3 separate regions of the Homo sapiens genome follow, and all the other regions are linked to region 1. A link is an interaction called in ENCODE POLR2A ChIA-PET data of the cell type or tissue named here. Cell type or tissue: MCF 10A. All regions are shown on one strand. Each heading gives the region's core, and the rest is flanking DNA. Links, peaks and the distances in the headings are about the cores only.

What was found. Peaks named below come from ENCODE experiments on the same cell type or tissue, not always from the same donor. Only the 100,000 strongest peaks of a DNase experiment are listed, where the experiment ranks them.
Region 2: POLR2A ChIA-PET joins it to region 1 with 12 read pairs; 1 of 35 experiments calls an interaction of 5 or more read pairs at or near these places.
Region 3: POLR2A ChIA-PET joins it to region 1 with 6 read pairs; 1 of 35 experiments calls an interaction of 5 or more read pairs at or near these places.

The regions. Positions count from the first base shown.
Region 1 is chr1:14,518,762-14,526,307 of GRCh38, reverse strand. It overlaps a transcript of KAZN not described here. Among named protein-coding and RNA genes, the nearest start is that of KAZN, 76 kb to the left of the region's middle. RefSeq lists enhancers at 3,194-3,283, 5,768-5,827, 6,128-6,237. In MCF 10A, for the core only: no CTCF peak of the experiment used is centred there; DNase peaks (open chromatin) are centred at 3,267, 3,757 and 5,297.
Region 2 is chr1:14,134,823-14,142,368 of GRCh38, reverse strand. It overlaps a transcript of KAZN not described here. Among named protein-coding and RNA genes, the nearest start is that of KAZN-AS1, 280 kb to the left of the region's middle. RefSeq lists enhancers at 5,563-6,108, 6,109-6,655. In MCF 10A, for the core only: no CTCF peak of the experiment used is centred there; DNase peaks (open chromatin) are centred at 4,068, 4,798 and 5,278.
Region 3 is chr1:14,187,624-14,195,169 of GRCh38, reverse strand. It overlaps a transcript of KAZN not described here. Among named protein-coding and RNA genes, the nearest start is that of KAZN-AS1, 230 kb to the left of the region's middle. In MCF 10A, for the core only: no CTCF peak of the experiment used is centred there; a DNase peak (open chromatin) is centred at 4,439.

The DNA.
Region 1 (7,546 bases), core at 798-5,797:
TCCTCTTTCACCCTTGTTCCCTTGGAGCAAATGGGAAATGATTGGCACATCTGCTCTTATGTAGAGGCAAAAATGTGTAAAATTAAAGAGTCAATCGTACCTACTTAGGAGAATTCCCTTTCTCTCTTGCTAAATGACAATGAGGAGGGCTTCAAAGCCAGGGAAGGGAAAAATGTGGGGGCATCCCAGGTTGAGACCCAGGTTTAGGAAATGGTATCATAAATGTTGATTTAGTAGAGTTGAAGTAGTACACTTAGTCATAATGACGACAATGCTGGTAGCGGAGATCCATTGAGGATTCCCTAGGTACCAGGCATCATCCCCCTAATTTATGAGCAAGTGGGGTTCTTTTGCTGTGAATAACACAGCTCTGAGATCCCAAGACCTTGGTTTAAATCCCAGGTATTCAGCTTCTTAGCTGAGATAGGAAAGTGACTCAAACTCTCTAAACCTGTTTCCCCATAGGATTGCACTGAGTATTAAAGAAATTCATGATTATCGAGAGCACTAACAGTAGCTAGCATAAATATTCATGCTATATATGCCATATTTTGATTCTTTATGGATTGAATTGACTTTTGTGGATTGATCTGGTAAGCCAAACAACATTTACAATCATTTTTTTTCCTATGGGAAATGCATTCTAAATTAAATATTGCAAACTGTGGCCCTTGGCCAAATCCAGCCTGTCACCTGTTTATGTATGGCTGGCAAGCTAAGAATAGTGTTTGCATTTTTAAATTGTTGAAAAAATCAAAAGGATCATAATATTGTTTGACATGCAAATGTTATATGAAATTCAAATTTCAGTGTGCATAAATAAAGTTTTATCGGAACACAAGCATGCTCATTTGTTTATGTGTTGTCTAAGTCTGCTTTTACTCTGCAACGGCCAGCTGAGTAGTTGCAACAGACACCTCATGGTTCAAAAGCCTCACACAGTAACTGGCCCTTTACAGAAAAAAGTTGGTAATTTATGTTCTACATGATAAAAAAGAAATTAATGCACAAACTACCTATTAGAGCACAGTTTGCATAATTGGCAAGCTAATTCTGTATGGCTGGCAAGCTAAGAATAGCTTGCTTACATTTGCACATTTGTACAATATGTACATTTACACTCTATTCTGTTACATACACATACATGCATGCATGCACATATTCAAACACACGTCCATACATATACATGGGACAACCCTGATACATATGTCCATGTGTCATCTGCTCTGAACCTGAGTGTCCTTCCTGGGTGAGCTGCTATCCAAAATCCATGCTGTCTTGCTGGCATCCTGCCCCACATGGGGTTTGGAGTAGATCACTGGTGTTAAATACATCTAGCCAAGGTGCAAATGTCTGGCTCTCTCCAGACCTTGCTGGGTCTCCAAAGAAATATATGAATATTTTGGCTTTTTCTTTATGGTAGATGATTTCTGTTTTCCTTATGGGCTTCCTTTGCTGGTGTTTTAAAGAACCTGTTCTCATCACGAAATCAGGCACAGGAACTATTTATCATACATATGAGAATCAACATGAATAAAACACCCCTTAGGTACTGTTCACATTTCTTTCAGCTTCTCACTCTTGAGCTGCTATTAAACTTTAATATACATGAAGTTTGCTGGGTTTTATGGAGTCGAACGGTGAAAGCACAGTCGTGGCAGACTGACATGCCTGGGGGGTTAAATTCATCCAGGTTGGCCATTAGATAATGAGCAAGTACCTTAATCACCATAAAATAGTGTTTAAAATATTGTTTATTTTTAAAAAATCAATTAGCGTCAAAGACCCTCAGAGTCAAAGAGAGCCTGGTGATAAATTGGTCTAATCTTTTGTTTTTAGAAATGAGACGGGGGAGTGGGCTTTCTCAAGGGCACAGGCTCCTTTGTGGAAAAGCTGGGTCTAGAATGTGGGTCATTGGCTCCAGACCCCTGACCCTGCCTCCATGCTTCCAGGATGTCACACAAACGCACACAAGTGACACACCTTCGTTGGGTGCGGTGGCTCATGCCTATAATCTCAGCACTTCGGGAGGCTGAGGCGAGTGGACCACTTGAGGTCAGGAGTTTGAGACCAGCCTGGCCAGCATGGTGAAACCCCGTCTCTACTAAAAATACAAAAATTACCCAGGCGTGGTGGTGCATGCCTGTAATCCCAGCTACTCGGGAGGCTGAAGCAGGAGAATCGCTTGAATCTGGGAGGCAGAGGTTGCAGTGAGCCGAGCTCACACCACTGTACTCCAGCCCAGGTGACAGAACAAGACTCTGTCTCATAAAAACAAAACAAAACAAAACAAAACAAAACAAAACAAAACAAAACGAGTGACACGCCTTTAAGCCACGTGGATATACGCTTTCAAAACAACACCTCGCTCTCCCTTAGCTATTCAATTTGACTGACATATGTGGCATTTTTATTCCATCTCATGTGTCTCTGCCATGTCTGTAAGCCCCCTTGAGCCCCTTCCTCAACATCATGGTCTCTGAGCCTTCCTGTGGCCACCAGCACATTCTGTGCAGCCCCAGGACCACATGGGAGGCTCATGGCCATTAGCTTCATGTACCATCGGATCAACCAGACCATGCTTCTTCCTGCTGTCACCTGCGTGGGAACACTGAAGAGGAAGTAAGGGATTCAGAAGGCAGCTGGAATGTACAAAGAAATATTGGCTTGGGAATGGAACTAGGAGAGAAAGTGAAGGAAGTGCTGGGATTCACTAGAGGGCTGCTGGTGATGGAGCAGCAAAAAAGCTGGGGAAGTGTCCCTCGTGGTAATTATTCATGACTTTGTGACATTTGCAGGGATGGGACACATTTGTATCTATTTGGGCATTGCTTTTCTTTATTTCCGCCCTTTCCATGTCTCTGGTAGGCCACAAGCTCCGAGCTGGGAGGCTCCAGGCAGGGTGGAGAGTTGGAGCTGCCCACTGGACAGCTCCCTTTCTGGCCTTGGTTTGCCAAAGCTTACAATCACAGAGGTGGATGGGTTTGGTGGAGAGGGAGCAACTCTGGGAGGGACATGAAGAGCGAGAGAATCTTTGAAGAAAAGTTTATTGCCCTGGACTGGGAGCCAAAAAGTATTCTGACAGCTAGGGGAGGCAGCACCCTGCTCTCTGGCCAGGCTCAGGGGGTTGGTGAGGATGCCAGTGGGGAAGGGTGAGGTGCCTCCCAGCCTCACCAAGATCCTGAAGCCTCCATGCCTGGTGTGGAAGCCGCAGCCTCAACCTGGAGGGACCAGTAGACTAGGACGATGAGTGTCTCCATGGCAACCAGTGTGGCCTAGTGACTCATAGCTCGTACATGCTGGGGAGTTGGGGGAATTACAGGCGGACAGGGAGCCCTCCCAGCACCTTGGTGCTAGAGAAAGACCCTCTGGGTGGGAACAGGGGCACCCAGAGAATCAATGAGGTGGAATTTCCTGCCTACCTGTTGGCATGGAGTAGTCACGATTGAAATTAAGCTGCTTGGAAGAAAATACAAAGATCTGATACTTGTCCCACGCCTGAGTTTATGACCTGTGATTCATTCATTCCTTCTACATCTGAAACACACACAAAAGATCTATATTTTCTCCGATGAGTTATACAACACATGTTAAGTATCCCGGTAATTGCAGATGCATTATCTATTGTGTTGCTGTAGGTACTGTCTGTATTCTACTGCTGGTGCCAGAGGATGGGCAGTCCACGTCAACACCCATTTGCATTTGTTCTTTTCTCGGGCTTTTTATTAAAGTCAGGCTTTAAAACAACACCCAGAATCATTGCATAATCCAAGAGACCAAATTGTACACATCACAGATGATGACGTGATTTGCAGGAAACCTTTTGGAAGAGCTGGCTCCTTGATAACTGTAATTGTTAGGCTCAGGATCAAATTAGGAGAGCAGAGGCAGCTGCACCAAGAAGCTGTATCTGTTCAAATCTCCCAAGCAAGCCTAGCTGTCACCATAAAGAGCAAACTTTTGCAGGCAACAAGACAAATCACATGTAGGTCTCAGAGGGTTTCTTCCTCTGAAGATGGGAGGCAGAACATATTTCTCTTTAAGTTAGGTCAGTTACAGGCATCTCACTGGGGAGAACGAAGACATTATACAGCCGTGCCTATGCCAGGAGAGAGAAGCAGAAAATTATATCTTACTTAATCAAGTTGATCTGGGAGCAGAAAAGCTCATTGGCAAAAGGCAGGGGACTTCTATGCAAGCAGGAGTGTGAGTGGCTTTCCTTTTTCTAATGTGTCTATGAAATTTGGTGGAGAGGGCCTGTGTAAAAGATTAGGAATAACAGAGCTCAATGTACATTCCCTAACACACATTTGGATGTATATTAGTAATCTCAAAAGTTCACATTCTTTCAAATTTAGCCACAGTACTCACTGAAATGTGCTGATGTCTCCGAAAATGAATTTTTTCCTATGGTGCACTTTTATCCACTTAAAAAATGTGATTTTTTGGTGTACATTTGCCAAAAATAATCAGTTCTGACCCAAACCATGATGTGGTAACTTGACCCCTAACTCAAGGTCGACTCAAGCTTAATCCTCAGTAACCACACTTCCTCCCTTTCCCCAGTTTTCAAAGAAAAGAGACGATTCTAAAACAGGATGAGGGCAACCCAAGGGCCCAGGCTGGTCTTTTACGGACTGTAGGCGGTTCTCAGTTCGCAGGTCTCAGTTCAAAGCCAGTTGCTTTGCTGGTTTCTTCCTTGAGTTGTTTCATGGCATCGGCCATGGTTCATGATTTCATGCAAAAGGTTCAATTAAAGATAGGCCAGAGCTTCAAAAAGCAAGGGCTTTTTCAATTTCTCAGCATTACAGGGTTCACATTTCACAGAAAGGCCTGGCCTGATTTAATCCTGAGTTCATAAAGCCGAAATTTACCTTTTTCTGTTTTTATCAGAAATTTTCACTTTGGCTCTGGAAGGTGGACACACATGAGCCATTTGGACAGCAGACCCAATTCTGAAGGGTTGGAGGGGCATAAATGCAGTGAGGGCGACATTTCTGTTTAAATATCACATTGGGCACACTGAGTGAAAAGAGATTTGGCTCAAGTGGTTATGGTGCCTCTTTAAATGTCAGAGTCCCTGCTGACTGGCGTTTTGGGGGCATCATCAGACCCCTGCCCCCAAGCCTGATCTTTATTTGCATTTCTCCTTACGTTGGCTGCACCCCTCCCTCAGCATCTGCCTGTAACACCCTGTGGCACATAGGACATCCATTACTCATAAGCTCATCTGGATTTTGTCTATTGGCTCTTCCAAGAGTGGGGAGTACTCGGATGGTTACTTTCTCTTCCTTTTCCCTCTGGATCATGCCACTGCATGCCTCTCCCTGCTCTGGCCTCTCATGGGCCTTCTTCCCAATAGAACAATGCCTTAGGGGAACCTGCCCTGCCCAGGGAATGGAGCTGGATGGATGAACAGTTTGCTGCAGGTGCTGGGATTATTCTGCTCCTTTGGTTCAGCTCTTTCATTTTTTAGTTGAGTCCGGTGAATCAGATGTTAAAACAAAACCATCTTTGGTTTAGTGCAAAAGAATTAAGGTTTGGGGGGAGTTTGGGAGGATGATCACAGGCTATTAATGGTTCAGTTCAGTTTCAGTCTCTGCCCAAACAGATACCAGGGAAATTCCCAGAGGTGGCTGCTTCCAGAGGCGAACCTTAGCAAAGCTGTGCTGAGCTCTTGCCTGGGCTCCTCAGAGCCTCTGCCCCCATCACCTAGTTATGCTCTTGCTTGGGCAGGAAGTCAGAGGAGCTCTCTTGGTTGTCCCATGAGCCACTGCTTTTTATGGAGATGGGCATTGGATTAGTGTGTGTGTTTTCATCTGCTATCTCCCCTCTTCCTGCTTTCTAGGTGCCTGGCATGCACAATTGTCCCCCAGGCTCCTGCAGCTTCAGTGCCTGTTTCTCTCTCATTCACATGGTGACCCCAACCCCTGTTCCTGCTTGCTACGTCTATCATGGCACCCCATGCCCACCCTTCTCGGGAGGTCTGTCTCCTCCATTGGGCTGTGGCCACCGGAGGAGAGAAATCCTGTGGCCATGTGTGGTCATTTCAGTTTCTTTGTTTCCAGCTTGGCCACACCCAATGGATCATAGGGTTGTATAAATGAAATGTCTGTGATTATGAACAAGTGCCAGGACTGGACACCACTGGGCCTTGTGTCATCCATGAGCCATACTGGCCTCATTTCCTGAAGATCTCTCTCTCCATCTTGACTTTTGTCTACAGGCTGTATATGTGACTGCTATGTGCTCCTTGGCCCCAATTATAAGGCGTCTTCTTGCCACCACCTATGGCACGATCTGTGCAATGGCAGGAAACACATGTGTGACAGATGCCTGGGCTCGTGGGAAGCATCCACAGCTCCCACACCATCATGGGGCCCTCTGGGTGCCTGAGGACACTCTATGTTCTGACTTCATGCTTGGCACAGGGAACCCTGTGAGGCCAACCCAGGCCTATCCACTTCTAGCTCAGACATTTCTCCTGCTGCTGGGTCATGCCAGACACATGGGACTCTGGGGATCCTCCTGCATCTCTCAGGTCATCCATGGGCTGGAATCCCCCAAAGTCTCTTGGGGTAATGCAGGGTCCAGGGTGCTCTGGCATCCACATTTTCTCTGTTTTCCCTCTTACTCTCTTTTCTTCCCTCCAGATGGGAGGATATTCACCACTTATGCTTTCATATCTCTCTCGTGCCCTGGCCTAGGCTTTAGAAACTCAAAAGTGGACTTTCTTTCTCCCAGGTCAGCTCTCTCCAAAGGCAATCTGTGCCACTGGGGGTAAGAAAAACTGGGAGAGGGGAAGAGCCTCAACTGAGGGAGGATACCCACGAGGGTAGTATCTGCCGCTCAGCACCCTCACTGTCCCTGACATGTATGCTGCTCTTGGCTGCTTTTCTCAGACAAGTCCTTTCTTTGTTTCTTTGCCTCTTCTCTTCTGCAACTTCTTCCTGTTTCTGGATTCTGCCCAAAGAACTGGCCTCGGAGGCCATCTAAAGCAAAGCAGAGGGTTGCTTTCTTTGCAAACTACAAAACTGCAGCTCAGTCCTGTGCCTTGGGCCCTCCTCTCCTTGCCTGTAGGGTCCATTTCAAGCTGTGTAGTCAGGGGCTATTTCTTTGATTCCAGAAACTTTTTGTTTTTATTATTTAAATTTTTTTTTAAAAATTTCCAATTATTTTAGAATCATAGGCAGTCCATGCTGAATGGGACTCAGGGACAGATTATTTCTAAACTCCGCTTCCCTTACTCCCTTCCTACCCCTCACCTATGGCTAAGGAAATGGTGGCCCAAAGAAGGCAAAATACTTGCCTCATTATTCAGGGTCCCTAGAGCAACAGGATCTCCGAAGTTGGGTCCCCATGCAGATGAAACTTGCCTTCCATCCCTGCTTCTAGCATTTTCAGATCTAGCACATTCCAATAAAAGCATCAGATTTGGCTCTCAAAATATTAACTACTAGCAATTATTGAGCACCTACGTGCTTGGCACTGTGCACAGCTCTCAAAATATAGTATCTATGTTGATTCTCCTAATAGCCTTGTATTT
Region 2 (7,546 bases), core at 1,659-6,658, 380 kb after region 1:
GAACAACCTGGTAGCTAAAAGCTAAGACATTTTTAGACTGTGTATTTTATTGGAATTTTAAACGCTTCTAATTGTGCATGCACCAGGAGGTTTTGAAAATGGAGGTTTTAAAGACTTCAAGCGGGCACAGCTAGACATCTCAGTAGAAGACAGAATTTTCCTGAATTATGCTTTATGACAAGGACACATTGGGGTCTTAGGTTCAGCCTGTAAACCTACCTCCATCTGGTTTTAAGGCAAGCCAAAAAAAAAAAAAAAAAGGGAAGGAGGGAGGAAAAGAGGAAGATAGCAAGGCAGGAACAAAGAGAACAACCTTGCTTCTACAGTAGATAAATAAACTTACACGGATTTCCCATCAAAAATGTACTCTTTATAGCAACATGAGAACAAATAATGAGGGGAAAAAATATCAATTCTCATAAGCACAAAGCCTTAACATTTTCACTTACAACCTCAAACTGAATAGCATCCAGCCATTTCCCATAATTTCAGTAATGGCCGAGACATTGGAACATGCAGTAATAACAAACAAAAACACGCCATTATCCATGCACAGATGTAACCTCCAAACACAGAGATTTTTCTCCAGGACCTTAAAAAAATTGCATTCAGTAGCACATGCTGCCAAAACTCGCTGATTTTTTTACCTATTTTCACTCAGTTTGCCTTAGGCTAAAACTACTTATCGTCCAGGCAGGTACCCGACCCCACAGGGTCTCAAATTATTGAAAGCAAATTGGCTTTCAGGCTGTTTCCCCTCTAATCTCAATTCTTTGAGGCCCAAGGAGTGATTTACATGGCAAATGGGTCCTACAACCACCATTTCTCCTTGGAGTCCTGGCATCACCACAGAGACCAGAGGAATTTTTTTTTTATTACTGTAAATGAGCCGTTCGTTACATCTGGTTCCATCAGCGAAGGATGAGTTTTACCCCCCGAAGAAACCTATGGGGCTGACCCTTGGAGAGGGTCTATGTCAACAGGTGGGCGTCGGGAACCTCTGTGCTCTCAGGCCCCAGAGGCAGGAAGCAGAGACATAGCTTCTGCGGCCAGGTCCCCATGTGACCACTTGGGGCAAGCATGTCATTTTCTCCAAGCAGCTATTTTTAGTTTTGTTTTTTTTTTTTTTTTTAAATGGTAATCACTTCAACAGTGTCATGGAGAAGATTCAAATGCTTCCCCACAATTTCCAGGTTTTCCCATTCCTTTTCTGGGGGTTTTCTGGGGAAGTTTAGAAGAATGATCTAGAAACAGCTTGCCAGGAGAATTAGGCAGCCAGAACGGCGTCCAGGGAGGAAAGCTTTTGGCAGCGTGCAGATTCTTGGCATGGTTCCTCCAGGGCCACAGGGACCATCCTAGTTGGGCCTGGGCACCTGCCCAGAACTTCTGAGCGGAGCGTTGTTCACATGCCACTCATTCTTGGCAGGCGAGATGCAGAAGGCATCGGTCTGTGAGCATCATCTCTCCTCTGCCGCCTGCCAAGGTTTAGACAGGACGTCTTTCTTCCCAGAGAATGAGGGCATCTTCCCAGCCGATCTCCCATCACCTGGACAGGTACAGACTCAGGCTGCTTGTCCTTAGAAGTCGTTATAATGAAGAGTGACACATAAACCTTCCAGAGAAGCCTGAAACTTCTGGACGGGGTTCGTGGGGGAGGCAGGGGTGCGGGGGTGGTGGAGCAGCTTACACGTGTGTAAGAACTACAGGCAAAGCAGGTCTAAAACTTGCTATGGAAACAACTAAAATGTGTTCAAAAGCTAAAAAGAATGATTGGGCTCTTTTTCTTTTAAAAGTCAAGAAAAAGAGGAAAGAAAATATGGGATAGCGAAAAGGGGGGTGGGAAGGCCTCCCTCCCTCTAAATGTATTTTGTATTATCAGAAGAGAATGCAGATCATGCAAACGTTTTCTGGGGACTTAACGTTTAACTGTTTTCATCTTATAATTATCGAGATCTTCATTAATAATTATTATAATTATTATTACACCTGCGAAGCACTTTCTGTATGCCAGGCCTTGTGCTGGGTGCCTTAGATATATTATCTCATTTAATCCTCATAGCCATGTGTCTTATTGAATCAAATCCTCATATTATCCCAGTTTTACAGATAAGGAAATTGAGGCTTAGAAAGATTAGATAGCTTGTCCAAAATCACACTTTCTAACTGATGGGGCCAGGATTTAAACCTGCCTCTGTTTAATCATAAAGCCCTTCCCTTTAAGGACTACCCTGTACATCACCTCTTTCAGGAGAAAGAGAGTTGGGTTTGACACCTGCCTCTCTACAGTTCCTAGAGCCAGACTCATTTTTGAAGACTTTCATGGATGCCTATATGGTGTGTCAACAAGAAAGCTGGCCACTTTCCTCCTTCCTACTTAACACACACACACACATACATACCACACACACACACACACACACACACACACACACACACACACATTTACCTCAAATCCCCTTTCCCTCCTCCCACACTTGAGTAAATCAATTACTCCATGCTTTATCAAAAGCCTATTTGACCATAAAGAATTTTAGAGAAAATCTGACCTGATCCTTTCATCTCATGGATAAAGAAAATTGAGGCCCAGAGCATGGCTGATGCCAAATAGGGATCTGGAATTCCTTTTTCTGGAACAGTATTCTCTCCTCTACGGCCCTGCAGCCCATGCCCTGCTGGGCACTGGGTAGAAGGCTAATATCAATCAGCCCTGGCCACTGGCCACCTCTGCAGAAGCTAATTGTCCAGAGGAGGGAAAATACAAGTTTATAAATAACTAAAATATCAGGTCAAGCACATTGCAGGAAGCAAAAGTGGAATAGAATAATGGGGCTGGGAGCTCCAGGAGGAAGAACAACAACAAAAATTCCCTAGCCGTGCAACCAGCAAAGTGTTCAGGAAAGAGGCAGTGTCTGAGCTAGACTTGGAAGGATTAGTAAGCTATACGTGTGATGTGATGGGAAGGACATCGGCAGTGGAGGCTTAAGACATGGATTTCAGGTAAACCAAACCAAACACAAAAAGTGCTTGAATTCCAAATAGGTTTTGCCGGAATGATGACACAGTAGCCATTACCATAGCGAGAAGCTTGGTGTACCACATCAGCTTACCTTCTCCCTTCAGTATCTTGCAGCAATGGGCTATGGGCAAAGCAAATTTGGATAGGAGCAAAGGAGTGGCCACTGTCCAGGACAGAGGAGAAATTAGCGTGGGACAACTCAGTGGGCTGTATTTGGGAAGTGGTAGCAATTAATGCATTAAGGGGTTGTAATGTTTTCTACAGCCTTCTCGAATGTGCTCTCTATGGGCAACTACTATGAAGAATGAAAGAATGAAAGGAGAGAAGGCTGCCGCTTTTCTGGGAAGGCCAGCCCAGACATTAACTTCATCCACATGTGCTGGCCATGCCTCTTTGAATCCATCGGCCCTGGCACAATTTGTATGATTCTAAATCTCCCTGAACCAGGCATGTGATGTGTAAAACTAGATCCATTCTTAGTGTTGGAAGAGCCATGCCTGCCTTGGAACACAGAACCATCTGTTAGCATTAGAAACACACAGCCTTGCCCATTCATTCCACTAGTGGGAGTCGAGATGCCTGGAAAAGAAAGCATGAACACACGCTTCCAAAATTGGAAAGGGGAGGCAACCTGGCATGGATGGAGATGGTGCGATGGGGGAGCTATTGAGAAACGAGCCTGGGCTCTGCGATGTACGCCATTGCCTACCTGATATCTTCTCCCACTTCTGCATTCCTAGCAGAATTCCAACAATGCGGAGATGTCCACCTTCCCTTTCCAGGACGATCTCGTGGGGGCTCTAGGGGAGGCTGAGGGAATTGGTCTGAGGGAATCCCATTTCCTCTTCCAGTGACTGGTTCTGGTGCAGGCGTGGGAGATACATGTGACCAATGAGACATTAGAGAAGTTCCAATGGGATACTTCCAGGGAACTTTCTTAACTTCTAAGAGTGAACCATAGAAGGAACAGGTCTTTCTTCCTTCTGAATGTGGTCAAGTCTGGACGTGACTCCTAGATCTGCTTAAGCCCTGTGGCTACCAGCTTGATGATGGCAGGGCAGAGAAATGGAAAGAACCTGTGTCCTTGATGACATCACTGAGCTTCCGAGTCAACCAGCCCTGAGGCTCACCCTGCCTCAGGACTTCCTGTTAAGTGCTAGAATACATTTCTATATAGTTTGTTGGATGTGGGCAGATTTTCTAGTAGTTGCAACTGAACGCATTTTAACATATAGGATATGTATACACACACACACACACACACACACACTGTAACATTTATTTAATGCTAACATTTTACACTACATTTAATCTTTCCAACATTTTTGCAAAGCCCGTACTATTATCCCCATTTCATACATGGGAAATCAAAGCTTTAAAAGAGAATTACTCATCTATTATGTGGTCTGGCTCAGATACACACTGAAGCTCCTGGAAGAATTCCTTAACTGATAGGCCTAATCAAAGATAGAATGGGCTGCCTGGGCGTGGTGGCACAAGCCTGTAATCCCAGCTACTCAGGAGGCTGAGGCAGGAGAATCGCTTAAACCCAGGAAGAGGAGGTTGCAGTGAGCTGAGATCGCCCCATTGCACTCCAGCCTGGGCAACAAGAGCAAAACTCTGTCTCAAAAAAAAAAAAAAAAAAAAAAAAGCCTTATATTTGTTGTAGGCTTACTCACCACCAGATACTGTTGTCAGCAGTTTACATGTTTGAACAGATCCAATCTCTGTGGTCATCCCCTGAAATGAATATTATTATCATTCTTATTTTGCAGATGAGGAAACCAAGCCACAGAGGTTTAAGCAACTTGCCGAAGGACACCCAGCTGAGAGGTGGTATCAATAGAACTTGAGCCTAAGCAGTGTGGCTCCAAAGCTCATGTGTTGAGCCCTCAAGGCACAGAGTCAACCCTGTGAGTCCCAGCCAGCCTGAAATCTCTGGTTCTGGTCAGTAGATGGATGATCCATATTGGGAAGAGCAAGTATAGTGCAGCTGCCCAGGGCTGTAGGGCCACCTGACCCACGCACCTGGGAACACCTTACCTCTTACAGAAACTTACTTCTAGATTTCAGTGGTGTTGCTTTGAAGACCAGAAGGCAAACCCTGGGTGTGCACCTGCCTGACCATCACCTCTGGTGTGAATGATCCCACCCAAGCATATTCCTAAGGACTGGGCTGGACTCCATTCCCGGAGCTCTGGCTGGGATGGTTCCTTAATGAAAGCGTTTCCCTTTGACTTCCCAGCAGCGGCCCTTCCTTCCTCACTTGTTGGGAAAACCCAGGGCATGTTAGCTCCTGCCTCAGAAGACAAAGAGGAGAAATCCTTCCTGAGCTTCAAAGGAAACTTCATAACCCTAAAAGCAGTGGTCTGGCTGGCAAAGTCTTTCTCTCCCTCGGCGTTGGGTGGCCTTTAGTGACTCCTGGCTTCAACCCCAAGCCCCCAGCCCCACTGAAAGCTTGATGACCTCTCCTCCTCACTTGGTCCTAGTCCCCATGCACTCCAGCAGGGCTTACTGCAGTCATTACTAAGGCTTTGGCTCATTAGAGGCTCTTCCACTTGGGCACAGGATTGGCAAAGAGTTGCAATTTGGAGCATTCTGTTTACAAACAAACTAACCTCATCAAGTCAAGCCAGGAGGCAGCAAGCAGCTGGGGAGAAGCCACATTCCCATCCCTGGCCTTCCCCTCCCTCCTGGGTTAGTTATCTCCCACTCTTCTTTCCAGGGTACTGTGCACCTGGGCCCTCAGTCACCTCTGCTGGGAAGCTCTTTGGAATTTACGGAATGCCTTTCTGCAGCATTCTGTCTTATTTGCGTGACTGAGGAGGATTTTGCCACTGATGTCCTGTATTTCAACAAAGCGTCCTGCTTGCATTTTCTTTCACCTGCTTTGCAATTGTTTAGTAATACTTAAGTGCCAGGCTCTGGGTTAAGCACTTTATGAAGCTTTCCACACAATACCTGGGTTAGTTCCCTGACACTCTGTGAGGTGAGGGCTATCACCTTTCCTACTTCACAGGGGGGCATCTGAGGCCCCGTGAGGCTAAATAGTTTACCCAAGGTCACAGGGAGATGGAGTGAGCCAGAGGACATCCGCTTGTGCCCTACTGAGGCCGGGGCTCCCCAAAACTCTGCAGTCCTGCCTCCCTCCATGGGAGATTCAGTACAAACCAAATAGCCACCCAGAAATCAACAGTGTTGACTTCCCCACCAAGATGTGATCCTTTAGCTTTGCTCTCTGAGGCCTTGATGGGTTTTCCACAAAGACCCTCCTCTTCCCCAGGGTCTCCTTTCTCTCCCCCATTCTTCAGAGACCTCCACAACAAATCACTGCTTGGGAGCCAGTAACAAGAATGCCAATTATTGTTCCATGAACCAAGTGTAAAGTGGGGGCTTTCTGATGGGAAAAGCAAGACTTAGAGCAAGTTTCTCATCTCTGTGACTTTAACATATTTCCTACATTTTTAGCAAAATTATAGAGGATAGTTCCTTTTGGAATCTTTTGAGCAGCCTCCATTTTAATTCGAGATGGCAAATTCATCCACATGTTAAACTTGAGCGACAGACCTGCCTTCTCTTTTAGAATTAATTCCAGTTTGGTCAAAAGCAACACTCTCTTCAAAAGTTAGCTTGGAGCCAATGAACAGAGGAAAAGAAAATGTTCAAGTGGTCTACTTAAACAAGACCTCGCTCCATCCCACCAATTAAAGAGAAATTAAAACGGCTTCCAACTAGAACTTTAAATGCCTCTGAAGGGGAATTTCTGAAGAAAAAACCTTTGCCGTTCGAGATACTTGTTAAAGATATCACAGTCTTCAATCTCAAGGGTCCCTGGATTCCCAAAATCTTTGATCATCTAAATTTAGCTGTTTTCATAAACATTTCAGACAGCAGGCTAATTTTTATTCCCTGGAGAGCCTCATGCACTCAGACTGCAAGTCCAGGAAGAATGTCAACTTTTAAGAACTAGTCAAAGCCTCGCTAAGACTAAGAGCCAGATACCAGCTATTCGGCTGACTTTAAATCTGTGTCATTACTCACTGTCCCTTGAAGAGGAACATAAAATTTTACTATATGCTGCTTGTAATTCAACAAATAATTACTCAGCAGGTGATGTGGGCAAGGCCTCCTCACAGGGTGCTGTGAAGGAAGCAGAGATGAGCAGGCCTGGCTGCTGCCACTGCAGTCCAGCAAAACAAAGAACATACAATCCTACCAATCAGGTTGCAGGTTGGTGCAAAAGTAATTGCAGTTTTTGCCATTACTTTTAATAACAAAAACTGCAATTACTTTTCCACCAATGTAATAATAAGTGTGAATGTGTGAGTGTATGTGTGCATGTGTGCACATGTGTGTGTGTGTGTGTGTGTGTGTGTGTGTGTGCGGGTGCATATGCATGCATGCTTGTGAGAGGCAGTACACTCCAAGGACAATTTGTTGGAAAATATGTCATTGAATCTGAGATATAAAGAATGGATAGAACTATGGGTAATTTTTCTGTCTTTCCATTTTCCGTCTTTATTGCTGGCA
Region 3 (7,546 bases), core at 1,659-6,658, 330 kb after region 1:
GGAAAATTTCAGATGTGCTTATAGAATTTAAAAAAATATATTTTTTCTTCTATAATAAGCTGTTGTATCTATAGAAAATTTCTATGAGAATGTATTGGTCTTTCCTCGAAGGGTTGATTGTTGGCTGAAAAGCATTTTCCAGCCAACTATGCAAGCAGCTTAATTGTGCCTCCTTGAAAATGAGAACTATACTTGAATACTCCAACCAAATCTGGAGAGGGGTTGGCACAAGATAAACAGGGTTGTCCCACAGGTAGACCAAGTAGGCAGTCACGTAACAGGTTGAGGCTCCTCAATCTCAAATCTCTATCCTTGCCAGACTCCCAAATTATACAAACTACTCCAGATTCACTCCTCTAGAAAGTGGTGGCTCATGTCCCCCTCCCCTCCCTTCAGCTGCTCTGATTTAGGCTGGCTACGTTCCCTCAAGGGCCCATGCCCTCCTATCCCAAAATACTCTCATGCTGCTCCACAAAACTAAAAAGAAAGGGCAACTGCACTGTCTGGCACATAGCACTCAGTGAAGCCTTCATGAAAAACACTGTACTTTCCCAGAGTCTTTCCTCCCTCCAAATGCAAATAGATACTTTACAGACTGCCTCCCCAAGGACTGCTGGGAGAGGATGGGTCTGGGGACACAGACAACGATGGGGAAAGGGCAAGTCTGACTAATGGGGGCATATCAAGGAAACTGGACCAGGGAAACAGAAGCCTCATGCAAAAGAGCAAGTAACAGTCCAGGGAACTGGAAAAGTCCTGGGAGAGGAATTTAATCCACTCCACAATCCCTCCAAAGGCAGAAGATGGTGGACAGAAGATGACAACCAGGTTTGCCACACTGAGCCAAATTCTGGATCCTGGGAGACTCAACTTGTCCCCTGGGGTAGCAGCATGACTCTGTCCACAAGCTACAGCTGCTGGTAAGCCTTGCTCAATCTCCATTCCACTTGCTTGTTTGCCCCCATGCGTCCTCTAAAGTATCAAGATTTGGTTGAAACTGATTAAGAAGCCCTAAAGATCACCTGAAATGTCAAGTGCTCCTCCATTCTAATAATATGCATCTGGAATACTTCCCAGATGAGGGAAGACATGTTTCCCTTTGATTTAGAGTTGGAAGGATGACAGAGTGGAGGCAGTAATGATGATGAAAAGAAAGCCATAAGCCAGGTGACAACTTCCAGTCACCCAGGGAAGCCAATAATAGGGAATCAACAAATTATGCGTGATGTTGGCATCAGCAGCATAAACAACAGCGATACCACCTACAGCAAATGCTGTTAAAACACAGCCGCCTGCTATGCCAAGCCTGGGCTCTTAGAGGACCCTAGGCTTATCTTTGATAAAATAAAAACCTCTAGGGCCAGCATTCAAGGCTGTTACTCTATGGAGATCAAGGAAACACACAGGTTGGCCTCAAAGTGCAACCATTTTTATTCCATTAAACTAAGAAAAAAAGAAATGCACTACTATTGAACTGAATTATACCTGGTAAAAAAAAAAAAAAAAAACACCTTAGTCTTTCTTAGTTTGTGATCTTCTGATCAGGAGAGGTGTATTAGATTCCTGTGGCTGACACAAGGAAGTAGCACAGACTGGGTGGCTGATACAACAGCAATTTACAGTCTTACAGTGCTGGAGGCTGGAAGCTCATAATCAAGAAGGTAGCAGGGTAAGTTCCTTTTAAAGGCTCTAAGGGAGCCTCTGTTCCAGGCCACTCTCCCAGCTTCTGGTAGCCCCATGCATGTCTTGGCTTACAGACGCATCACTCCAATCCCTCATTTTCATATGGTGCTCTCCAAGACGTGTCTTCACATTGTTTCACCTCTGTGCATATTTGTCTCTGTCTCCAAATTTCCCCTTTTTATAAAGACACCAGTGTATTAGTCTGTTTTCATACTGCTGTAAAGAACTGCCCAAGCCTGGGTAATTTATAAAAGAAAGAGGTTAATTGACTCACAGTTCAGCATGGCTGGGGAGGCCTCAGGAAACTTACAATCATGGTGGAAGGTGAAGCGGAAGCAAGGCACCTTCTTCACAAGGCGGCAGGAAGGAGAAGTACAGGGGGAAGAACGCCTTATAAAACCATCAGATCTTTTGAGAACTCGCTCATTATCATGAGAACAGCATGGGGGAACTGCCCCCATGATCCAATCACCTTCATCTGGTCTCTCTTTTGACACACAGGGATTATGGGGATTTGGGTGGGGATACAAAGCTTAACCATATCACATCAGTCATAATGGATTAGCACCCACTCTAATGGCCTTAACATGATTAACTCTGTAAAGACCCAATGTCCAAATAATGTCACATTCTTAGGTTCTGGGAGCTAGGACTTCAACATAGCTATTCTTGAAGATGCAATTCAACTCATAACAAAGGAATTATTTCTTTTTGATGCAGCTGGGAAAATGCAGTGTAGGGCATCCATTTGCAAACTGTGTTCTGCATAACTGTGTTTTGTAGAGGTATTTCAAAGATTCTGAAAACACTGATTCAAATTTTCTTTGAAAATATATTTAAAAGTCATCACATACACTCAACTATGGTACACATCACTTACGAACACTAGTGTACAGCTTGTGCTTCTAGAACAAGTTTTTTTCCAGACCAGGAATAAAACTTCTTATGCCACCTCCACGTATATATTCAAGTTTCTTCTTAGTAAGTTATGGTTTTAAATGACTGTAGCTTTATACAGGTCTTTGAATTCAAGCTCTGTGCTTGACTGCACAAGTGTAGAAATGAGTGGGTCCCTGGAGCTTAATTTCAAGTGACCAGACACCTCTGCTCAGGGAGAGCTCCCACCCTGTCCTGTGGCTAACCAAGTATGGAATATCAATGGGACAGTATTGCATATAAAGGATGACATTTCCTATAAGGTTTGGGTACCCTATCATTCAAAATTCCTCATGTTGCAAGTGACAGAAGCCCAACTCAATCTAGTTGAAGTGAAATGGGGATTTTCTTGCCTACTCCACAGAGTGTTTCTTTTCCCCTTTGTTCCTCACTGTCTTAATTTCCCTGTGGAGTTTCCTCTATGTCTATGTTTGGGGGTACCACGAATTGGCTCAGGCCACACACATTCCACCACTCTCTAGCCCACCTCCCTGAACTACAGAAAATGGAAAGCTAAAAATTCCCTTGCAGCTGCATTTCCCAAGGTGGCCTAGGTTCTGCACCTAGGAGTAAGATGCTGGTGGCCAATGAGACAGCCATGGTGAGAGAGGAGATTGGCTCCTTTAGCAAACTGGAGGCAGAAGTACTTGGTTCTCTAGGATAGCTCTGGAGGGAGTCCTAGCATTCTGTCCTTGGTGTCATGGATGCCACCCATCACCTGCCTGTGTGAGGCAGCTGCTGTGCAGTTTCCACTAACAGTCTTATGGATGGTTTCTCCTGGCTACTGTTATTTCTGGCTATGTAGTCTCTAAACCCAGTTTCAAGACCTCTTAGAGATTCTGTAGGCTACCAAAATCTCTCTTAAAAAGTCCTTTCTAGTTAAATTAGAGGGTTTGCTGATGTCTGCTGTTAAAAACTATGACGGATACAGCATAACTCCAATGATCAGCAGAGACACTGATGACTCCCAGACGTGTTCCTTGAGCCCGGAACTCTCTCTCAGGCTGAAGACAGATAAAAGACTGTCTCTTAGACAACTACACCTAGATGTACCATGGGTCCCTAGATTTTCAATCTCCAAATCAAGCTCCTTACTTCCCCATTCAAGCCTGCTGTTCCTTCTGTTTCCTTTATGAGGTGTTACTAAACCATAATCTGAGGCTCATCCTAGACCCATGTCTCACTTTCACCTCCAAATTTCAATTAATGAAATTGCTACTTGCTAAACATTCCCTGAATATATTTTTTCCTCTTTAATCTTACTGCCCCTCATTATAGTCCATTGCCAAAACAAACTGCCTCCTGTTCTCAGTCTCACCTCAGCCAATCCATTTTTCACTCTTCCTCCAGAGTAATATTTCAAATAGCCAAATATAACCATAACATCCCTTTGCTTAAATGCATTCAATGCACCCTTTTGCTTAAATGCATTAAATCCATCACCATTACTGTGGTTCTCAAGCTGGATGAATGGTGTAAAACCAGGGGGCACATGCTGCAGAGACTGGCTAAAACCTCACCAAATCTATTTTCCTCTTTCTCCTGAGAACATGACTAGACCACTTTCCAGCTCCCCTTTCAGTTATAGGTCTTAGTAAGTCAGACCTGAATTCAAATATTGGATATGCAATTGTGTCAGCTAGCTCTTGCTACGTTACAAAACACCTTGGAACTTTATTATTTCTTATAAGTGTGCAGATTAGTGGTTATGCTGTTCTGGGATGAGCCCAGCTGAAATCTGCTGGGCTTTCTCATACATTGTCACTTCAGTAGGTTTGCTGGGAGCTGGCTAGTCTAGGAGGGACTCAGCAGGATGACTCACCTGGGCTCCACGTGATCCCTCACCCTCCAGACAGCTAGCTCAGGCTTGTTCTCATGGTAGACAGAATTTCAAGAAAGAGCAGAAATATGCAAGGTATCTTGGTGTCTAGTCTCTAAAGCGACCCACCCTTTTTACTGCATTATCTTAGCCAAAGAAAAGTATAGGCCAGTTCAGAATCAAAGGGCAAGTAAATGCCTCTTATAGAGAAAGGCTGCAAAGTCACATTGCAAAGAAAGAAAGTAAAGAATGACAGCCATTTTTGCAATCAAACTAGCACAGGTATTCACTAGCTATGTGGCTTTAAATAAATTTCCTCTTTGGGCCTCAGTTTCCTCACCTGTAAAATAGAGAAAATCCCACGTCCCTCACAAAGTCACCGGGGGTATTAAATGAGATAATGGAGGTAAAATCCTTAGCAGAGTGTTTGGCGTCTAGTAAGTACTCAATAATCTTTCACTACCTTTATTTTTCACATCGCTCTGCAATGTGTACCACTGTGACTTTCAGGTTGTTGGTATAAGCTCAGGAAGTATTTGTTGAACAAATTAACCATGCACCTGTTGTAATGACCAGCTGAATTGATGTACTTTTAATGGCTCATCGTGTTTCTAGCTCTGTCACAAGCCTACACTTCTCCCAGTTCATCACCAGCCCATTTGAAGTCATCCTGCCCAAGTTGGATGTAGAGGCCTCTTAAATTATGTCCTCCAGCTGTTCAGACAGTCTGTTCTCTGTGCACATATAGGGGTATAAGAACACAGTTCGTGCCCTCTAAATAGACCAACTAGAGCAGTCTTTCCAAAACAGAAGGTCCATAAAACTTGCTTTAGGGCAGTTTAAACTCCCATTTCCAATAGATAAAAAATTGCCAAGAGTTATCCTAAGAAACCTTGTGCTGATTTGTTTGTGTGATAGATTGAATTAATGGCCCGTATTTTATACCTCTTGGTGATAACTTCTCACACTCACTCTGGCCTCGGTGATGCGACTTGCTTTGGCCAATGGGATAGCAGCAAACTTGATACAAACAGAGGCTGGAAAAGTGATTGCTTTGTCTACTTTTTCTTTTGATGGACCCCTATCACCACTATGGAAATATTCTGGAGTTAGCCTGCTAAGGAGGGTGAGAGAGGTGAGTCATTGCAGCTGAGGACATCTAAGATGAGCCAGGCCCCAGTGCACAATGTATGAGGGACACCAGTCAAGATGAATCAAGCCTGTCCGTATTAGCAGAATTACCCAGGCAATCCATAGACTTACAGGAAGTATAGAAGTAGCTGTTGCTTAAAGCCACTGTTTTGGGATGGTTTTTTAAGGCAGCAGTCACGGATACAAATCTATGCCATGATTCTCAGTATCAATTGTATCATGAGCTCCTCTTTGTTTTGTACTTTTGGAGGAGAAAAATAAAAGAGGGATCAGACTCAGTAATCCAATACAAGAACATCCATTCTGAAAGCAAGTCTCTGGGCTACTAAGCTGGCCAAAGCAAATGACCTTGGTTCAAGTCCCACAGGAATAAGTGAGTACTTAAAATAGCCAGGTCACCATCTCATTATTAAACTACTTTTAAGTGTGATTTACTCAAAGACAAGGAATGAAGGAACATGGGCTATTGGCTCGAGTTGGCACCAAGGAGTCTTACTGGCTGTATTCCCAGGTTCAACGTCAGATTTAAATGACGACACTTAGCAACACCATGCCTCAATTTACCTGGCTACTCTTATGGGACTGTTTGAGTTTAATATGAATGTGTATAAGGATTCCTGTTCTAAGTGCAATTTTTTTAAGATTATAATTATATGGCATACATTTGGCTCTCTATCATCTGACTAATGGATGGGAGCTACAACCTTAAAAAGATACTAAATAACGGATAAGAAAAAAGTCTGATATTGAATTCAATTGTGGTGGAAAAAAATATTGGCAATGAAATTACTTTCCTAATTTTGTCTCATTCAGACTAACACTGGTTTACATTTCCTGAGTGCATGCCACCAGGGAAGAAATGCTTTGCCCATGGATAATCTATGGGTACATAATTGAGAACTGACTACTGGCTAGATTCTATGAGGCTGCTCTTCCGGTAAGTTACTGCATATTCTTCATATTCTTGTTCAGAACAGCTCTACACTTTCCTCATTTCCCCTTCATCCATCCCACTCCTATGTCTCATGAAATTCGAACAACTCTTACCCTAGCCTTCTTTTGTGTGTGTCTCTATGTCCCCAGCATCTAGCTAGAAAAGCCTGAGATCCCGGTTCCTCTGTGGACACCAATAGGCAAAGGATTAAAGGATCCTCTGTTCCCAAGGGACCAGCTGGAATTGTTATATTCCCTAAATTAAATGTAAATTTCTGAAAAAATAATTTGTATATATCTTTTGCAACATCTCAGGGGAGCTATTTCCAATCACCTCATGGGGTAATGCTTAACACACAAAACTAAAGTACAAATATATGCAATAAAGCATGAGACAAGGCTTCTCTTTCACACACACACACACACACACACACACACACACACACACACACGCTCCTCTCTCTCTCTCTCCATCCCCAGATCTAAGTTTAAATGTCATGTTCAAAGAGAATGTCTTTGAACTGTTATCTAAATGGGGTCCTGGTACAGTGTTTCTTTAAGACAAACATTAAAACTCACTGTTATCTGTTTACTCCCATATTTATAGTCAGTTGCCCCCAGTGAAACCCCAGATCCTTGAGGGCAAGGATTACTCCTTTCATCTTCACCGGTGTTTCCCCCATAGGCTGGCAACATCCCTGGCACATAACAGATGCTCAATAGAAAAAGGAGAAAGTGAGTGAATGGATAACGAAGATGTATCTGGAAAATCAATTATGATCAATTATAGGGCTTGAAATAAAAGAATTCCGAAATCAAAAGAGTTCCATAAATAATTAAAAAGTTAGCCTTGGACCTAAAGTAGGGTTTCTCAATCTTGACACTCCTAACATTTGAAGTTGGATAAGTCTTTGCTGTGAGCAGCTCTCCTGTGCATTGTAGAGAGTTTAGCAACATCCTTGGCTTCTACCTACTGGATGCTAGCAGCACACTCACCCCCTGCCAGTCAGGACAACTGAAAAT